2 separate regions of the Homo sapiens genome follow, and region 1 is linked to region 2. The links are chromatin loops, found by intact Hi-C in ENCODE. Cell type or tissue: PC-9. All regions are shown on one strand.

The links. Peaks named below come from ENCODE experiments on the same cell type or tissue, not always from the same donor. Only the 100,000 strongest peaks of a DNase experiment are listed, where the experiment ranks them.
Region 1: a loop joins it to region 2, with 10 times the contacts of the local background. A loop is called at or near these places in 1 of 110 quality-filtered maps.

The regions. Positions count from the first base shown.
Region 1 is chr12:95,761,703-95,765,702 of GRCh38, forward strand. The region is part of intron 2 of NTN4 (netrin 4); the gene reads right to left. Among named protein-coding and RNA genes, the nearest start is that of NTN4, 27 kb to the right of the region's middle. In PC-9, no CTCF peak of the experiment used is centred here; a DNase peak (open chromatin) is centred at 2,399; H3K27ac peaks cover 2,021 bases.
Region 2 is chr12:95,622,133-95,626,132 of GRCh38, forward strand. No RefSeq gene overlaps it. Among named protein-coding and RNA genes, the nearest start is that of USP44, 73 kb to the left of the region's middle. RefSeq lists an enhancer at 615-1,569 and a silencer at 1,577-1,646. In PC-9, a CTCF peak has its summit at 1,614 (motif pointing right); DNase peaks (open chromatin) are centred at 939 and 1,709; H3K27ac peaks cover 1,065 bases.

The DNA.
Region 1 (4,000 bases), 140 kb after region 2:
CCTACAAAACCTGGTCACACTAGGAAAACGATAAACCATGAACACATAGTTGTGAGCACCCAGAATAATTCTTTAAGTCTACCTAATTATATCTACATTTCTATTAACACATAGTTTTTTTCTTTTATCCCCCTCTTTAAGAGTAAGATAACTCTTCAGCTGTAATGAGACCAAATGCTAGTGAACTTATCCATGGTGGCAAAAGCTTTTAGCCATTTTTGCCTGTTTAAGTCATTAAAATTATTTTATTACCTCCTGTTTATCTCCTCAATTAATCTTCCTTATAAAATGCATATATATACATATATATTATTCATATTATATATGTTAAACACGTTCCCTGACTGGGTGCCACAGAAAACCACCACAGTTGGCAATTAACTTGATGTTAAAACGAATTGAGTTTCTTGTTGAACATGTGTGTGCCTACTGGGGATTTCCAAAATGCAAACTTAGACTAGAATGTACTTTCCATTTTTTTCATTCAAGAGTCTTTATCAGGAGCAACCCCAATGTGCTGATTAAGGTTTAAAAAATTTTCAAGTTTTAAACCCTGTTACCCTGGTGGAGAGATCCTGGCTACCAAACAGACTTCAAAGGCACCTCCAACTTGCCCTAAGCCACAGACAAATATTTGCTGTTACTCTAGTACTAGGCAGCATAGGGCCACTTTGTCCTTCACTTGTAGGAGACCTTGAGGATAAGTATTAATCACATCATGAAAGGTTTTCTCAGTAGAGATGAATCTCACATATCTTTTCCCATTAAGTTTCGGTCTGAAGTATGAGGATTAGTTGCAAGAGTTGAATTAAGAAAGAGAACTGAAAGCTGAGTTAGAAGAAAAGACTTGCAGAAATAAAGACCAGCAATTGGCTTTAAAAGTAAAAAGCAGATATTTTTCTCTCTACTGTGTCCTACATGTACTGAAGTACGAGCAGTGCAACTGAAAGAGAGGTGAGTCTAATTCACATGATTCGTATAGAGACAGAAAACAGTAAATGGTATGAAATTAGTCTGTTTCCTTCTGCTCATGGAGTAGAGATTTATATAGGAGAGCTGAAAGTACAGAATTTTTCAGGATGTTTAAGCTTTGGGCTTGCAGAGCAAGAAAGCTCACAATAGAAATTCTGGGCTCGAAAGAGAAATTGGCAAACAAACTAACTCTCATTTCGGCTTCTAAAACTGTTTCTTTCCTATACATTTAGATAAGAAAAGGCATTTCTAACATGAATCAATTGCAAATGTGGCTCATATAAATTCCGACTGTGTCTCTCATCATCAGTGTCATTTTTGTTTTTAAATAATGACAAAGCCATAATTAAATAAGATAAAAATCCTAAGTTTCTGTGACCTTAAGCCTTTTCATAAAGAAATACTTGTTTATTAGTTCAAACTTTACTTATTGAGGAAATGCTTTGTATGAGGCACTGAGACTCTGGATACAAAAATGGATAAATTAATAATGCATAAGATTCCAATTGTCCCCTAATTCTTGAAAATTGATCTCTATCAAAAGTGGTATTAGAAACAGCTCAAAGAATTTTTAATAATCAAAAAAGAACATGAGGCCATTTAACTCAAATTTCTCAATGCAAGAAGTTCCTCTATAATGGCTGATGCCCATTCATTCTCTGCTAGCTCCTACAGCCTCATCAGGCAGCGTGTTTCAGTTTTAGAAAGGTCTAATTAACAAAAAGTTCTTCTGTGTTAAGCTAGAGTCTGTTCCCTGAAACTCCTAATACTGGCCTTAGAGCTATACAAAACAAGTCTACTTTATCTTCAACATGGAAATCCTTCAAATATTTAAGGGCAGCCATCAACTTAACTTCTATTCTCCAGGTAAATTATCTATAATGTCTCATATCACATAGTTTCTACACCATTTACCACTCTTGCTAAGTAGCAGATGACCTCTCTGTAACTCGTAAGCACATGTTACTAATGACGGTATTTTCTAGACATTTTCCTCTCCACGATGTCAAGCGAATTCTAGCCTCTATTTCTGAACCTTTCTTTTTCCAATTTTATTTTTTAATCCAAATAAATTTCAAAGATTTTTCCATAATGTAATATTCAGATTTTAAAAGACCTAGAGTACTTTCAACACAGCTGTTGGGGAAGAAATGAAGCTGACTGAGTGGAGACAGTAGCATGAGACAGAAAAATATGTTTTTATGAGACCTATTATTTACATAGCCTCTTGAGCACCCACTTCTAATCATGGTAAAACTGGAATGCAAGACTGAAGTTCCAATGTCATTATTTTGGGAGGTGAGAAAGGGGAGGAAAGAGTCACTTCCACATCTGAATTAGAGTGTTTTGATATGACCTGCATATTTCTATAACATCTGTCATTGCATCATTTAGTTCATAAGAAAATAATATTTCTGGTTACATGCCAATGATACTGACAGGCAGACTAGCAGTCAAGGCTGAGTCATAGAAGGGTGGGGTTGTGGAGAGCCACAGCTGTAAAACATGTAACTGTCCCTTAAGCAGCTGAAGTGATGCAGGAGGCTGACTGGAAACTGAGCAGGAGATTAAAATGGCCTTTGTGGATGACAGCAATTGGAGTCAGCTCTATAGGTAACAGACCCTCTTGGCTATACTCACAGCACCTGCCAGAGCATCTAGAAGTAGCTAACTGCTTTATTAAGTGGGCTTTTAAAGAAGGAGAGCTGGCCGGGCACAGTGGCTCACGCCTGTAATCCCAGCACTTTGGGAGGCCGAGGCCAGCGGATCACCTAAGGTCAGGAGTTTGAGACCAGCCTGGCCAACATGGCGAAACCCCGTCTCTACTAAAAATACAAAAATTAGCTGTGCATGGCGTCAGGCACCTGTAATCCCAGCTACTCAGGAGGCTGAGGCAGGAGAATTGCTTGAACCCAGGAGGCGGAGGTTGCAGTGAGCCAAGATTGCACCACTGCACTCCAGCCTGGGTGAGAAAGCGAGACTCCATCCCCCCGCCCCGACCAAAAAAAAAAAAAAAAAGCTAAAAAAGCACCAGAAATAATACATCACTGAACTCTTGGCTGTCACTTTCTACCTGTGCCTGGTGCATGTTTTATAAAGTTCTTGGAAAATGAGTGTGTGTGAAAGTTTTGATTACAGTACTTCAAATTGAGAATCTTTTACACGTTATAACTCCCTAACTTGAACAGGACCTTAAGAGAGATTTTTTTAAAGCATATTAACCTGTCATATAAATTATGAGGAGTGCCTATCCCTAATAAAAGAATAAAGGCAAGTCCCGAAAGGGAAGCCAGAGGAGGGCTAGAAATCTAACTTGTTCACTCACTCACTGTAGAGCAACCTCTTAACAGAATCACTTGGAAATTCCTTCATGAATCTGAAATACCAACCAGATGTAGGTGGATACATTTCTTTCAGTTTTGATAAGACATTTTACTTTAAGCTCATACTTGTATCTTACCATAACATTGCTGTCTAAAAATATCTTTAAAAACATAGTTCCTTATCTTGTACTTGACATTCATAACACAGTTCAAAAAGAATTTGTAAAGTCTCAATAAATATGTCAAACTAAATATGGAATGAAGAGACAAGAATTGTTCTTTGTACCTCTGATTTGTTCACTTTTATCTAAATCTAACTCCCACTCTATTATTGCCTGTCTAGGTAGATGACTGGGCTACTGCTTTAATGAGAAGACACAATTCTTGTGTTCACGTTATCTACTATTAAATGCCAAGACTGATGTTGTCCTCTAACTCAATGTCTGTCCAAAAGCACTAAGCAAAAATGTAGACCCTCAACGCTCTTGGAGACATTGACAGTTGACCAAAGTTAGTACTGGAAGTCCCTAACTTACGACTGGGTTGTGCTCTAAAGATGTATTTGTACGTTAGTTGTCTGGGCTTTAGAAGGCATTTTGTGTCCATTTTGTTTACCACCATATCCTTGGAGCCTCGGAAGGTGCTAGACATATAGAGGCACCCACATATTTGTCGAGTGACAGGATGAACTGGCCCCAAAAGTC
Region 2 (4,000 bases):
AGGAACTGTGGCTCATGCCTGTAATCCCAGCACTTTGGGAGGCCAAGGTGGGCAGATCACGAGGTCAGGAGATCGAGACCATCCTGGCTAACACGGTGAAACCCCGTTTCTACTAAAAATACAAAAAATTAGCTGGGCGTGGTGGCGCATGCCTGTAATCCCAGCTACTCAGGAGGCTGAGGCGAGAGAATGGCGTAAACCCGGGAGACAGAGCTTGCAGTGAGCCGAGATGGTGCCACTGCCCTCCAGCCTGGACGACAGAGCGAGACTCTGTCTCAAAAAAAAAAAAAAAAATTCAAAAAGAAAAACCAAAAACAAATATTAATGTGCATAAATACCACCTGGGAAGTTTGCCATCTATGCAGATATCTGACCCACTTCCAGAAATTCTAATTAAAATTTGAAGTATTTAATGGGCATGGTGGCTCACACCTGTAATCCCAGCACTTTGGGAGGCTGAGGTGGGAGGATTGCTTTGAGACCAGGAGTTTCAGACCAGCCTGGGCAACATGGTGAAGCCCTGTCTCTATAATACACGAATTAGCCAGGCGTGTTGGTGTGCACCTGTAAGTCTCAGTTACTCGGGAGGCTAGGGTAGAAGGATAGATTGAGTCTGGGAGGTTGAGGTTGCAGTGAGCCAAAATTGCGCCAGTGCGCTCCAGCCTAGGCAACAGAGTGAGACTCTGTCTCAATAACAATAATAATAATAATAATAAATAAAATTCTGAATGTGGTCCTTAATCTTATTTATAACAAACACCCTAGATAATTCTAATTCATTTAGTTCACATTTTAGAAGATAGGTGATCTTATATTGTCTCCAGTTGGTTGCTTTTGAACCTTTGTGGAAGCCTTAGGTGGTGTTCTGCTGTGATGAGTCAGTCACTAGAGGAGCCTGTTGTGGGGTTACAAAGGTGTGGCAAAAGGGAGGACGATGCCTCCTCCTATGGTCAGAGCAGTGGGAGCGGTGGTGAGCAAGCTATGTTCTGTAGAGTGGCTGTCTCACTAGGGACATTGTGAGAGGCAGTGGCCTGAGTCAGGTTCCCGGATAGGTGGTAAAGTTGAAGTCTGCAAAGGTTTTTCAGAGGAAGAAATAAGAAGAATTAATTTTGGAGTCAAGGATCCAGACAGTGTAGCATAAAAGGGCTCAAGAGCACAAAGTGGTCTCCAAAAGATGGAAAAACTACCAATTAGCCAGGCGTGGTGGTGTGCACCTGTAGTCCCAGCTGCTTGGGAGGCTGAGGTGAGAGGATCACTTGAGCCTGGGAGGTTGAGGCTGCAGTGAGCTGTCATCACGCCACTGGACTCCAGCCTGGGTGACAGAGCAAGACCCTGTCTCAAAAAACAAAGCAAGACTGCTCTTCCTCCCCACTCTATCCCCAGATGTTAAGTAGTCAGCAAAGACTAATTTCAGTTTCCCTTAAGGGTGACAATCAGGAATAGAAGATACTGCTGCTTTTGGGAACCGCTCTTATTAACTAGGGCTGCCTTGGCAGCTCCCAGGGGTGCTGTGTCTTGACAACCTTCTCCTGTTTTTGTGTTTGGTAACTACCCCACCCCAACCCCTACCCTCTACCGCCCACGCCTCCTCAAACCTCCTCAAGCAGCCCAATGACCAGACACCGCAGCGTCGCCTCTAGAGGGCGCTTGAGTCTCTACCAAATCCCTGAGTGGCCTCACCAGTTTGGGATTCCATTTACATTCCAAGAAATTCCTTTTTAAAGGTTACACAAGAGAGGCAGGCCTGTGGAGCCCTAATTGGTGTTCTTCAGTTGCCAAGCCCAGGCCTAGGTTCTTTCTCTCTCCTTGAGGTCAGGAAATCTTTTTTTTTTTTTTTTTGAGTCAGAGTCTCGCTCTTTCGCCCAGGCTGGAGTGCAATGGCCCGATCTCCGCTCACTGCAACCTCCGCCTCCCGGGTTCAAGCGATCTCCTGCCTCAGCCTCCCGAGTACCTGGGATTACAGGCGTCTGCCACCACACCTGGCTAATTTTTGTAGCTTTAGTAGAGACGGGGTTTCACCACGTTGGTCAGGTTGGTCTCGAACTCCTGAGCTCAAGTGATCCACCCACCTCGGCCTTCCAAAGTGCTGGGATTACAGACCTGAGCCACCGCACCCGACCTAGGAAATATTCTTGAATTTTCCAAAGGTACTCCCTTTCCAGTGCTCCCACCTCCTCCCTGCACCTGCAGGGTGTTGGCGGTGGAGACTCCCACCTTCTTCCATCAGGACCCATTCTCAGGAGTCTAGTGGTCTTGGTAACAGCCCTAATCTCCTTTTTCTGTGTTTTCCCTAGAAGGGTGCAGGACCCTAGAGGTTGCCTGGGCTCAGGGACTGCTGTAAGGGTGGATCTCAGAGCATCCTATGGTAGGTCTGCAAACTAAACCCTGAAAATCAGCCCCCAGAAGTCCCAGTAATGTCCATTTCTAGGCAAGAATAATTAAAAAGTTCTTTTATGTCAACCCAAAGAAAGGCAGTTTTGACCTTTTTGTCCTCGACACATTGTTTGCTCGAAGTAAGAAATGTTCACGTGGAATAGCTGCCATTAATATGGGTGACCTCAAGGTTAGTATCGCTCAGGGAATGCCTTTCATTGTTCTGTATTGTTTGTTTCCCTTTTGTGAAATTCTGTGGCCAAGGGAACTGCATAGTTCCAGGATGCGGTCCAGTAGCACATTACTAATTGCATACTTTAAAATACAGATTTATGCTGCTTCGTTGGGCCATACCAGGAGAGAAACCAGTGCAGGGGGCTATAAAGCGTCAAGGTTATAAACTTCATGGGGCTTTCAGGCAAATAAGGAATTTTTATTAATTCTTTAAATGCAAATGTCCAGTAATGTCTCCACTTGCCCCACCCCCTGCAGCGCTCCAGGTAGGAAAGAATTGCAACCTGCTAGCTGGTGGCCGAATGGAAAAAAGAGTGATTATTCATGGGGTCTCTGATGTCAAATAGTACATACAGCTGAATATAAAAGACCCTCCTTCTCCCCCACAACCTACTCCTTTGCTAAGAGCACAGGTATGAAACACAGATGCAAAATGGAGGAATCCCTCTCATTTGTCCCCCTGGCAGGACATATTTTAGAATAAAACCGGCAAGTACCTTGGCAGGCACCCAGCGTATCAGGTAAATTGTTAACTATCCGACTATTCTTTTACAAGAGCAAAATTGAGTGTGATATTAAAGCAAAGCCTCTTTATTTTAAATTATTAGTTCATAGTCTTGCTTTGGAGATCCCCAAAATGTCCATGCTAAGAACTTTGAAAAGCAGGCTTTTCTTTTTTCTTTTTGAACAATAGACATAAAATTCCAGACCTAGAGTGACAAATCAACACGTATCAGTTACTTTCATTGTCAAGGGCATTTTGGGTGTTCACACTTTATCACATTACTGGTAACCAAGTATTATTCCTGACCTGTGTGTTTGTTTATAATGTATACAGCAGAAGTTTGCTGGCTAAAGAAGGAAGCAACTGCTAATTCTGAGGAGTCAGAGACAGGGTGCTCCCATCCACCTGTGAGCATTGTCTGTAGACACAATAAATAGCACATCTTGCATGTATCTGTGCTCGATGAGGTCAGGCGCCGTATTGGTTTTACCTGTGTGTCTTCAGTGCCTACCTCAGTGCCTGCTACATATTAGGCATTCCATAAGTCAATAAATTCATAAAAGGAATAATAAACACGAGTTTCCTATCTGCAAATGCTATTGTAATAAAATACAAATTTATTTTATTTTATTATTATTATTTTTTGAGACGGAGTTGCGCTCTTGTCGCCCAGGATGGAGTGCAATGGCATGATCTCAGCTCACTGCAACCTCCGCCTCCCGGGTTCAAGCGATTCTCCTGTCTCAACCTCCCATCTCAGCCTCCCGGGTAGCTGGGATTAGAGGCGCATGTCACCACGCCCGGCTAATTTTTGTATTTTTAGTAGAGACAGAGTTTCATCATATCGGTCAGGCTGCTCTCAAACTCCTGACCTCAGGTGATCCGCCC